Linked DNA regions of Homo sapiens: region 2 is linked to region 1. The links are chromatin loops, found by intact Hi-C in ENCODE. Cell type or tissue: dorsolateral prefrontal cortex. All regions are shown on one strand. Each heading gives the region's core, and the rest is flanking DNA. Links, peaks and the distances in the headings are about the cores only. Region 1 overlaps LINC02538 (long intergenic non-protein coding RNA 2538). Region 2 has its middle 170 kb from the start of TTLL2.

Region 1 (5,373 bases), core at 208-5,207:
CCTCACCTGAGCCTCTCTTATGGCGTGGTTGAGTCACACATGAGAGGGTTTTGTCTGCCGGGAGGGGCTCTTCTTATGGGACAACAGGGGCGCGAGGTGTGTGGTGTGGCTCTCAGGGATGTGTCTGGACTCTATCACGTCTGAGTGTCCCTGGGGCCAGAGTGCTGGGGGCAGGAGCCTGTGGTTTATCAAGCACCTTCTGCCAGCTGAGGCCGTGACTTTTTGTCCCTCACTGGAGGAGGCTTCAAGGTCAGCCTCTTTTTCCTTTGGTCCCAAGCTTGCCGTGTCTCCTCCTCATTCCCCACGTCCACATGAGAAGGCAGTGTTCACAGGTGGGTTGGTCTGAGATTGAAATCGCAAGGCCAGGATTTTCTGTCTGGGCAGCCCCCTCGAGTCAGCCTCAGAGGAGCCCAGACCTCTTGGATGGCTTTCGGCGAGCCTCCCAGTGGGCACAGCACTCGCCACCGGACACTGCATGGACTCAGCTTCCACACTGCGATGGGTATGGCCTGGTCCTTGCACTACCAGGGGCAAGGAGGAACGCTATGCCTGGTGGGGGTGAGCACCCCATCTCATGACAAAGCAGTTCTCCAGGGTCTGCCCCACTTTTCTGTAAACCTGGGGGTCCAGCCCAGTGCATTGGCTGGAAGGAGAGGGGACGCCTCCTGTCCCAGCTCATGGCGCTCTGCCGACCCCACTGTCAGCCCCAACCTTGGTGCTCCGGGGGGCCCCAATGCCATAGATGCACTTCATGGGGAGCAACTGGGGCTGTTCCTGAGGACCAAGATGGGCAGAGACCCTAAAGACGTCCATGGATTGACCCCTGCTCTCTGTGGCCCCTGCCTGGCTGGCCTCCCCTCCTCACACTCTCCACAGTTCTCATGCAACACAGCGCCTCTAAAAATGCTGTCCTGAAAATGTGCGCTTTGGGGAAGAGCAGCTTCCTCCTCTTCGACCAAGTTCGGGTCCCTTCTACCCTTCAGTGGCTGTAGGCAGTCGGTGAGGGTCCTGGACGGGGTGGGCCGGGGGCAGGGAGGGGCACTGTGGGCTTTGGTTGCTCAGGGGTCCTGGCAGACACACCAACCTGGTGTGTTTGGAAATGCACCTGGATGTGTGCTGACCTCTGTGTGGAGGACCACGGGTCTGTTCATCCCCCACTGGCTGCACCCCCGGGAGGCTGCAGCGTGCACTATTCGGTCCCTACGCTGCAGTTATTCTTGTATCTGCCTTGTCACTGGCCTTGCTGCCCATGACTCCCTCAGGTCAGCCCACGTCTCTGTCAAACTTTCATCCTCCGCAATTCTGCGCAGCCTGTAAATGCTTAAAAAATATTGCGGAACAGGTGAGTCACATTACAGAAAGGACGCAACCTGGAAAAGCACAGACATTCCTTCCCCTTCTGCACCTGTTAGAGTAAGGGAGGGGCATGAGGGGGTGGGACCTGCACAAGGTGCAGCTGATAGAAATGCAGTCTTCAGGAAAAGCCCTGGCTCTGAAACGGCAAAGGCTGTGTGCCTGGGAAAAAGACAAACGTGTCTTATCCGGAGACGGCCCCCCTGCCCCAAAGGCTGTCACGCTGCCGTTCAGTTATCTATTCTGCAGCGATAGAACTGGCTTGACCTAAAAATTCAGTGACGGAAAAATGTCATCTAATGCTGCTTAGTGCAGTCAGGCGGTCAGCAGATGAGGGCAGAAGGCCACTGGTCTTTGACAGAACACGCGGATGGCGAAATAACAAAACAGGTGGCGGATGAGGGCAGAAGGCCACTGGTCTTTGACAGAATATGCGGACGGCGAAATAACAAAACAGGCAGCAGATGAGGGCAGAAGGCCACTGGTCTTTGACAGAACACGCGGACGGCGAAATAACAAAACAGGATTCAGGCTGCACTGTCAGCAGCAGAGACAAACAATTCTTCCAAAATAAACAAGCGAGCTCCCAGCAGAGGCCTGTGAAGTCTCCCGTTCTGCCCAAACCACACACATGTGGCCCACAGAGGAGGCTGCAGAGGCCCACGGGGAACTCAAGTGGCCGAGTGTGAGACCCAGGCCACCGGCCGTCCTCCCTGTCAGAACAAAAGGTTCATGGAAAGGGCCAGGAGGACACAGCAAGGGGAACCGAATGCCACTGGCATTTCTTGGATCTTTTGTACCATAGTCTAAGCATTTAGAGGAAGCACCGCGAGTTTGCTGCCCTGGAAGCTGACGTGCTCCCCAAACACAAGACGCAGGACTGGAGGCCTTGCCCCGCAGCTCGAGAGGCCGTTTTGGGACATATCAAGGAAGGAAGGCTTAAGCGACACAGGACCTGGCTGACTTACGCACCCGCTGTCTAAAGATGGGGTGCTGGCCGGTGAACTGGAGTGGCTCACGGCAGACCTGGAGTGACAGTCATGGGTCTGTACCTGTGTGGAGTCCTCCATGGCTGGGCTTGCAGAGACTGAGCTGGACTGCATTGCACATTGGCTGGAAGGAGAGGAGCCACTGAGAGACCCAGCTTACGGCACTCTGCCCACCCCACTGCCCACCCCAACCCTGGCGCTCCAGGGGGGCCCAATGCCACAGACACACTCCAGGGGGACAATTGGGGCTGTTCCCAAGGACCAGGAGGGACAAATGCCCTAAAGATGTCCATGGTTTGACCCCTGCTGTCTGTGGGCCCTGCCTGGCTGGCCTCCCCTTCTCACACTCTCCACAGTCCTCATGCAACACAGCACATCTGAAAATGCTGTCCTGAAAACGCGCACTCTGGGGAAGAGCAGCTTCCTCCTCTCCGAGTGGAGCGGGCTGGCCCCATGAGGCGTGATTTTCACTGTGAAATGTGCTTCACGTAACACTGGGGCCTTTGTCACCATTTTTAATTGTACAGTTTGGAGGCATTAAGTGTGTTCATCATCACCACCTTCCACCCACAGAGCTTCTTCGTCTTCCCAAACGGAAACTCTGTCGTCGGTAAACACTCCCTCCCCTCCCACAGCCCCTGGCACCTGCCTTCTCCTTCCTGTCTCCATGAACCTGACAACTCTTCGGACCCCACCTAAGTGGAGTTGGGCAGGATTTGTCCTCTGTGGCTGGCTCGCGTCACTCAGCGGCCCTGAAGACTCATCTGCGCCGCAGCCTGTCCCAGAATCTCCCTCCCTCTAACACTGATTAATATCCTGCTGCACAAAAAAACAAAGATGATCATTTGATACCCGAAATCCACTTGAAAATTGGTAAGAAAATGGGTCTGGCCATGTTTTATTTTTCCACACAATCTCTCCCGACCCCGTGTTGCGTCCTAGTGCAGAGTGAGCACAAAACCATGGGCTTGTGGAAATGAAACTTTGTATTTCCAGTGTCAGAGGGGAAGGGTCTTCTGGGGAGGTCCTGAGCCTCCTGCTGCCTCGAAGGTCTTCCAGTGTCAAACCCCCAGCAGGTGCTCACCCAGACAAGCGCGTCCCCACCTCCGAAAGGGGCAGCGTCAGGAGGGGCCCCGGGTCCTGTAGTTCAATCAATCCTGACGCTGTCCAGCTGGAATGAGTTCCAGACCCACAGGTTGAGGGCTCAGTCACACGAGAAGGCCCCCACTTCAGGTGCCAACCACAAGCCCGTGTGTTTCTGACCGGCTGGCTCTGTGTACATCAGGGTTCCCAGACCCTCTCCTTGGGTTTGGTTAATTTGCTAGCTCGGCTCACAGAACTCGGAGAAACGCTCGACTTATGTTTACCCCTTTATTGCAAAGGGCGCAGATGAACCGGTCAATGAAGAGATGTGTAGGTGAGGGCTGGGGGAGGGGTGAAGCTTCCCTGCCGGCCGCAGGCACCACCCTCCATGAGGCCAGCTACCCTGAGGCTCCTCCATCCCAGTCTTCTCGGGTGTTTATGGAGGCTTCGTTACAGAGCCGTGATTGATTACATCATTGGCCATGGGTGACCGACTCAACTTCGGCCCCAATCCTCCTCCTGGAGATCGGCGTGGGCCTGGACGTTCCCAGTGGTCACACGGGGAGAATGACATGCACGTACACAGGTGACACACGGTGGGTGCCACTTGTACTTCAAATGCATCTACTTGTTTTATTCTCACCACAGCCTTGAGAGGGAGGGCATTATTATTACTATGTCCATTTTACAGCTGAGGCACAGAGAGGTTAAGTCAGTTGCCCAACGTCACACAGCCAATGAGAAATTCTTTAAATTACAGGCCCAGGGGCTGGTGACCAGGTGAGCAGAGCAGAGAATCCAGGACGGTGGCCAGAGGCAGGAGCAGAGCTGGGGAGAAGGCTTCAAGCTCAAGCTTCCAGCACCTCTGTATGTGAGCACATGTTATGTACGTGTGTGCGTGTGTGTAATTGTGAGCACACACATGTGTTTGCATATCCGTGTGTGTGTGTGCGCACACTACCCTTTTAAATTCCACGATCTGAACCGTGGTGGCTTGGGGGATGGGGATCAGCAGTGGAGGAGGAATCCAGCCTATGTGTTGTACGTTTTGAAGGAAACTAAGCTTGCAAGTTTCAGGTGAAACCCATAAGTCCTTTTCTCCTCAAATCCACACGCTCAGTGTCAGCTGGGCTTTGGAAAAACTTCAGAGAAGAATTTAAGCTGAAACTTCCACAGTTCCCAAGGTTCCCAATCACTCATGTTTGTGTGGGAGGCTATTCATTCTCTGAAGGAGAAGTGATTGAAGAGGCTCATGGAGGGCCAGGTTGAGGAACCCATCACCAGGCTCCCACAAACATGGGCAGGAAACATGGGCTCCCGAGGGCTCTGCACGCGGGTCAGAAGGCACGGGGGAGGAGGGGCCTGGGATAATAAAGGCCTTTTCCTGAAGCAGCTGCAGGCAAGTGTTTGCATGAATTAGACAGTGATGGGGACAGTGGTGATGAGAATTACAGCAGCACGCCCTTCAGAATCCAACCGCTTCCCTTATTTTGGACAAACAAGAATGCTGGCAAAGGCTATTTTCCCTGCCTTTCTCTACAGTGCTCACTCAGGCAGTCTGAACTGGCCTGATCTTCTCTCCCAGAAACACACACACGTGCACAGACATGCACACATGCACACGCATGTTTATATGCACACAGAAGTATGCACAATGCATACATATAAACACAGGAAGACATTTGTGCACACAAGCACACAATACCCACATGCATGTGCACACACATGCGAATATGCAGACACACATGTGCTCACAAGTACACACATATGCACGCACACACATGTACATAACATGTGCACACACAGAGGTGCTGGAAGCATGAGCTTGAAGCCTGCTCCCCAGCTCTGCTCCTGCCTCTGGCCACCGTCCTGGATTCTCTGCTCTGCTCACCTGGTCACCTCCCCCTGGACCTGTTCCCCAGTTTCTATCTGGGCTTCTCTTCGTAAC
Region 2 (5,373 bases), core at 59-5,058, 170 kb after region 1:
TCATTAAGGCCAGGTTTTCACACACAGTCACATTCTGGGGTAACTTAGGACTCCAACATGCCTTTTTAGGGAGACACAGTTTAACTCCTAACAGGGCCAGTGCACGGGTGCTTGGTATTTGGTCACTGGTCTCCAGCCCAGCCGTCGTGGGAGGATCTTGTGAGGGGCTCTGCCGTGCAGGTGAGGAGGGGGAAGGGGCAGAACCACCATAAGGAGCTGGGTGGGAATTTGTGCGGCTGTGCCAGGCTGCGGAGATGATTGGGGGGCACATTCATCATTTAGTGGATGGAGGCTGGGGTGCTTGTCCCACAGAGTGGGGACATCTCCTAATAGAGAAGAGCTGTGTATTAGTCTATTCCACACTGCTATAAAGGACTGCCTGAAACTGGGTAATTTTTACAGGAAAGAGGTTTAATTGACTCACAGTTCAGCATGGCTGGGGAGGGCTCAGCAAACTGACAATCATGGCGGAAGGGGAAGCAAACTCGTCCTTCTTCACATGATGGCAGGAAGGAGAAGTGCCGAGCAAAGGGGAAAAAGCCTCTTATAAAACCACCAGATGTCGTGAGAACTCACTCACTATCACGACAACAGCAGCATGGGGGAAACCACCCCCATGATTCAATTCCTTCCCACCAGGCTCCCCCCACGACATGGGACTATGGGAACTATAATCAAGATGAGATTTGGGTGGGGACACAGATAAATCATATCAAGCTGGCTCTGACTTATATCCTTCATACCTTCCAGATGTCTCACCGGGTCCCTAGGGAGCTAGAAGTTGGCTTGTAATTCTTTGCACTGGAACCTGACTCCATTTTGTATGTAAACATCAAGAATTTTTTGCATGGCTTTAGCGTACACTGAATGTTCCGAGAATGTAACTAGAATAAAGATTGAACTTTGTTTTGTTTGAGGATTTTCTGGGAATTATTTACCATCTTGGGAAATCACGCCGCTGATGTCAATGGCCCTGCAGTCCTCAGGTGCCGGTACCCTGTACTCACGCCGCTGATGTCAATGGCCCTGCAGTCCTCAGGTGCCGGTACCCTGTACTCTCACACTTGTAATTCTCACACTTACAAGATGGTGTACACAAATAAAAGCTTGTGTCTATTGATCTATAATTCCTTACCTGTAGCTCAGAATTCTAAACAGCCTTGAAAACCCAAAGTGCTTTTCTTCATCCATTTAGTGGCAAAATCTGACCTGAAACAACAGGACACGACTGGGGTGTGCAAGGCCCCAGGCAAAGCCTCTTCTGAAGAGCCCTGATTATTTAAACTATTTGAATCACCTACAACCAGCACGTCAGCCCCATTCTGGCAGCCCAGTCTCACACGATTGTGTAGGAGACATGCTGTGCCTACCAGTGGGAGCCATCCTGGGCCAGGCTGTCAGCCTGGAACAGGGCTCGGCCATTGGCCCCAGAACAACCCCCAGGGGCAAGTCCCAGAGTTGGTCAGCCCCATACATGGACTACAGGGTCGGAGGGGCCACCCAGAAGAGAAATGGGAACAGGGCCTATGTGGGCTTAGGTGGGGCTCCAGGTGCTACTCCACCCAGGTGGCACTGCTGTGTGGGCCAGCCCTGTCACTCCGAGGCACGGCAGGTCAGAGCACGTGCTTCCATGAGGTGGTGGTCGGGGGCTTGGGGCCAGGTCCCAGGGCCGGGGGCTGCATGCCCAACCCAAGGGGAGTCTGTGCTATACTCGTGTGAGGCTATTAATAGCCAATTTCTAAAATCCTGCTCTGTGTGATTACACATTGTGCTTGGGAACCATTAATGTGTTTGATTAGAAGATGCTGCTCCAGGTCCTAACAGAGTTGATCGAATGTGCAATGTAAGGAGGCCATTTCCATGAAAAAGTCCTTGGAAACAGGAATTCTGAAACACATCTTCACTCAGGGGTTTCGGATAAAATTAGAGCCCTTTCCTCTAGGGTAATCATGCTTGAGAATTTACATACTAAACACATAAACACAGGATTTTTTTCATTAGTTATTTTCATTTTATTTTTCCTTCATGTCATGGTAGGGGCATCTGTAGATTTATTTGTAAAATTCTGTATGTAGCTGGGTGCTGTTTTCTATGGATTAGATTCATTGTGGAGAGTGTCACACTATAAACAATGGCAAGACAGTGGCGGCAGGAGATGGGAGGTGGCCAGAGACTGAACGCAGCTGCCCCGGCTGGATGGTCTCATTGTTGAGTTCAGGGGCAGGGTGGGTGACTGAGAACCTCTCTGCAAATTCTGCCTGGCTCCCTGGCCCAGAGCTGGCTCAAAGACAGACGGCGTGGGAATCTATCTAGCTGGGGAAAATCAGAATCAGGGGTGCTCTGCTCTCAAAGGTTTTCATATGATAATTATTCAAGGCGTGGAGGACATTGACAGAGGGATGAAATGAGCTATATTAGGACTTGCCTTGGAGATGTCCCCAGGGTCCCTGTGGCTAGAAAAGCCTGGAGACTGAAATGTACCCAGGAAGGCAGCAGCCGCCGGGAGGCGGCTCACCAGATGCCAGGGCAGAAATAAATCCTGCTGGCTCAAGAAGTCAGACCAGAGAAAGAATTCAAATGCAAATAGAAAGGGCGAACTGTGTCCTTATCAGCGTTTGGCACATCTGATAAAACAATGCCTGGCCACTGATGAATTCATGAAACCCAGAGAAAAAACTAAGAAAGCTCCGGGTATGGAAAACAGAAGAGAATCCAGGAAATGGTAGCCTGGCTCTAAACAGCTAATGCTGGAGTGCCTGATTGTAGGTGAGCCCGCTGAAGGGCTGCGTTTCATTTCCAACGCCAGGTGATGTTTTCCTGGGAAAGATCTGGACTCCGCCTCGCCTTCTGCTCACCCAGGTCCACTGTTCCTGCAGCCTCGGGCTCAGCAGTGGATGTGACTTTGGGTCCAAATGACAAGTGTTCCAAGCTAATGCCACGGTCCCCATCAGCTTCTTAGCACCCTTGAAGAATTTCTCAACTCTTCCTGGTGGACCCAGATGTGTGTGTGTGTGTGTATAAGTGTATGTGTGTGTGTGTGTATGTATCAGTGTGTGTATGTGTGTATAAATGTGTTTGTGTATAAGTGTGTGTGTATAAGCATGTGTGTAGGTGTATTTGTGTGTGTAAATCTCTGTATAACTGTGTGTGTGTACATGTGTATGCGTGTCTCTGTGTGAGTGTGTATGTGTATGTGTGTATCGTGTGTGTATGTATATGTGTGTGTATAAACGTATGTGTGTATATGTATAAGTGTGTGTATGTGTGTATAGTGTTTGTGTGTAAGTGTGTACGTATAAGCATGTGTGTATGTGTGTATAAATGTGTGTAAGTGTACGCGTGTGAGTGTGTAAATCTGGGTATAAGCGTGTTTGTGTGTGTGAGTGTGTATATGTGTATGTGTGTCTCTCTGTGTGCGTGTGTATGTGTATGTAAGTGTGTATGCGTGTGTGTATGTATGTGTGTGTGTGAGTGTGTGTGTGTGACACATTCCGGCCCAGTCACCTCTGTTTCCCATGAAACTGCATGATGGGACCTCACTGCTGTACTGGTCAGGGTTCTCCAGAGCGACAGAACCACTGGGAGAGGCAGATACACACTGATTGGGAGGAACGGCTTCCACTATCCCCGTAGCTGGTGCGTCGCAGGATCTGTTGCGTGAGGTTCAGCTGGTGACCCGAAGAGGCGCGGGGGTCCTTCAGTCTGGAGGAGCAGCTTGAGATCCAGAAGAACTTAAGATTCTGCTCGAGTTCAAAAGCAGGAAAAAAGCCGAGGTCCCACTTCGAAGGCTATGAGGCAGGAAGAACTCCCCTCTCCTCCGGGGGTCAGGGGGTTCCTGGTGCGTGTTCTGTTGAGGTTTCTGCTGCTGGATGAGCCCTCACACACACACACATCAGGGAGGACACCCACTTTACTTAGTGCAGCGAGTCAAATGCTGATCTCGCCCAAAACACCCTCTGGACACACCCGGGATAATGTTTCACCCGCAGCCCAGTCAGGTTGGCACAAAATCCAGCACCGCGGCCCATCACGTGAAAAAGCTGCTGCTTCTGTTCTTCGCCACCCCTACTCCATCATGTGAAAAGCTGCTTCTACTGTTCTTAGCTCCCCCCATCATGTGAAAAAGCCGCTTCTTCTGTTCTTCGCCCCGCCACTCCACCATGTGAAAAGCTGCTTCTCCTGTTCTTAGCTCCCGCTCCATCATGAGAAAAAGCTGCTTCTTCTCCTGTTCTTAGCCTCCCCCACCCCCTCAGGCCTCCTCCCAGGCAGCTCCACACCCGACTGGGTCTCGGGGGAGCCCTGCGTCAGCACCAGCCCTCACACTTGCTATCAGGGCTCAGACCCGCGCCTGCAGCTCGATGGAGGCAGATCCCACACATTCCCCTCAACCCTTCTCCCGCCTTCCCCGCCCCTGTTACGCTCATGTCCCATTCACTCCAGAGAACACAAGCGGTTCTGGTCAGGCGGGGTGACCTCTGCCTTGGAGGGAGCCACAGCCATCTGCTCTGTGAGAGGCGGACGGGCCGCACCCAAGGCCTAGTGCGGGGGGTGTGGAGGGGCGTGTTCCCTCTGAGCTGGCTTGCAGGGGCAGCATTCAAAGGGACTTGCATGGAACATGTTGTCTTTTCCAAAATATCAAAGATGAGTAAAAATGCATATATCTAAAGCAGTAGGGGAGGTTAGCTGGGGACCCCCGAGCTCTTGGTCACAGAAGAGGGTAAGTATAGGCTGCACAACTGACCCCCAGCCTTCCTGTTGCCCTTTTAAAGGAGAGCACCCTAAGGAACTGGTCACGTTTCTAAAATGTGTGTGCATGGGAGGGTGTGTGCGAGGATGTTTGTGTGCATGGATGTTTGTGTGCATGAGAGTGTGTGCATGGGAGTGTGTGCATGGGACTGTGTGTGCATGGGACTGTGTGCATGTGAGTGTGTGTGCATGGGACTGTGTGTGCATGGGAGTGTGTGCATGGGACTGTGTGCATAGGAGTGTGTGTGCATGGGAGTGTGTGTGCGTGGGAGTGTGTGCATGGGACTGTGTGCATGGAGTGTGTGTGCATGTGAGTGTGTGCATGGAGTGTGTGTGCATGGGAGTGTGTGTGCATGGGAGTGTGTGCATGGAGTGTGTGTGCATGGGAGTGCGTGCATGGGACTGTGTGCATGGGAATGTGTGTGCATGGGACTGTGTGCATGGAGTGTGTGTGCATGGAGTGTGTGTGCATGGGAGTGCATGCATGGGACTTTGTGCATGGAGTGTGTGTGCATGGGACTGTGTGCATGGAGTGTGTGTGCATGGGACTGTGTGCATGGAGTGTGTGCATGGGACTGTGTGCATGGAGTGTGTGCATGGGAGTGTGTGTGCATGGGAGTGCGTGCA

Evidence for each region. A loop is a pair of places that touch in the nucleus more often than their neighbours do. Peaks named below come from ENCODE experiments on the same cell type or tissue, not always from the same donor. Only the 100,000 strongest peaks of a DNase experiment are listed, where the experiment ranks them.
Region 2: a loop joins it to region 1, with 4 times the contacts of the local background. A loop is called at or near these places in 8 of 110 quality-filtered maps.

Annotation. Positions count from the first base shown.
Region 1 is chr6:167,664,691-167,670,063 of GRCh38, reverse strand. LINC02538 (long intergenic non-protein coding RNA 2538) reads left to right here. Exons shown (of 3, transcript NR_117091.1): 3 at 1-3,224. Among named protein-coding and RNA genes, the nearest start is that of LINC02538, 12 kb to the left of the region's middle. In dorsolateral prefrontal cortex, for the core only: no CTCF peak of the experiment used is centred there; no DNase peak of the experiment used is centred there; H3K27ac peaks cover 2,258 bases.
Region 2 is chr6:167,493,154-167,498,526 of GRCh38, reverse strand. No RefSeq gene overlaps it. Among named protein-coding and RNA genes, the nearest start is that of TTLL2, 170 kb to the right of the region's middle. RefSeq lists an enhancer at 4,747-5,373. In dorsolateral prefrontal cortex, for the core only: no CTCF peak of the experiment used is centred there; a DNase peak (open chromatin) is centred at 2,196; H3K4me3 peaks cover 845 bases; H3K27ac peaks cover 1,498 bases.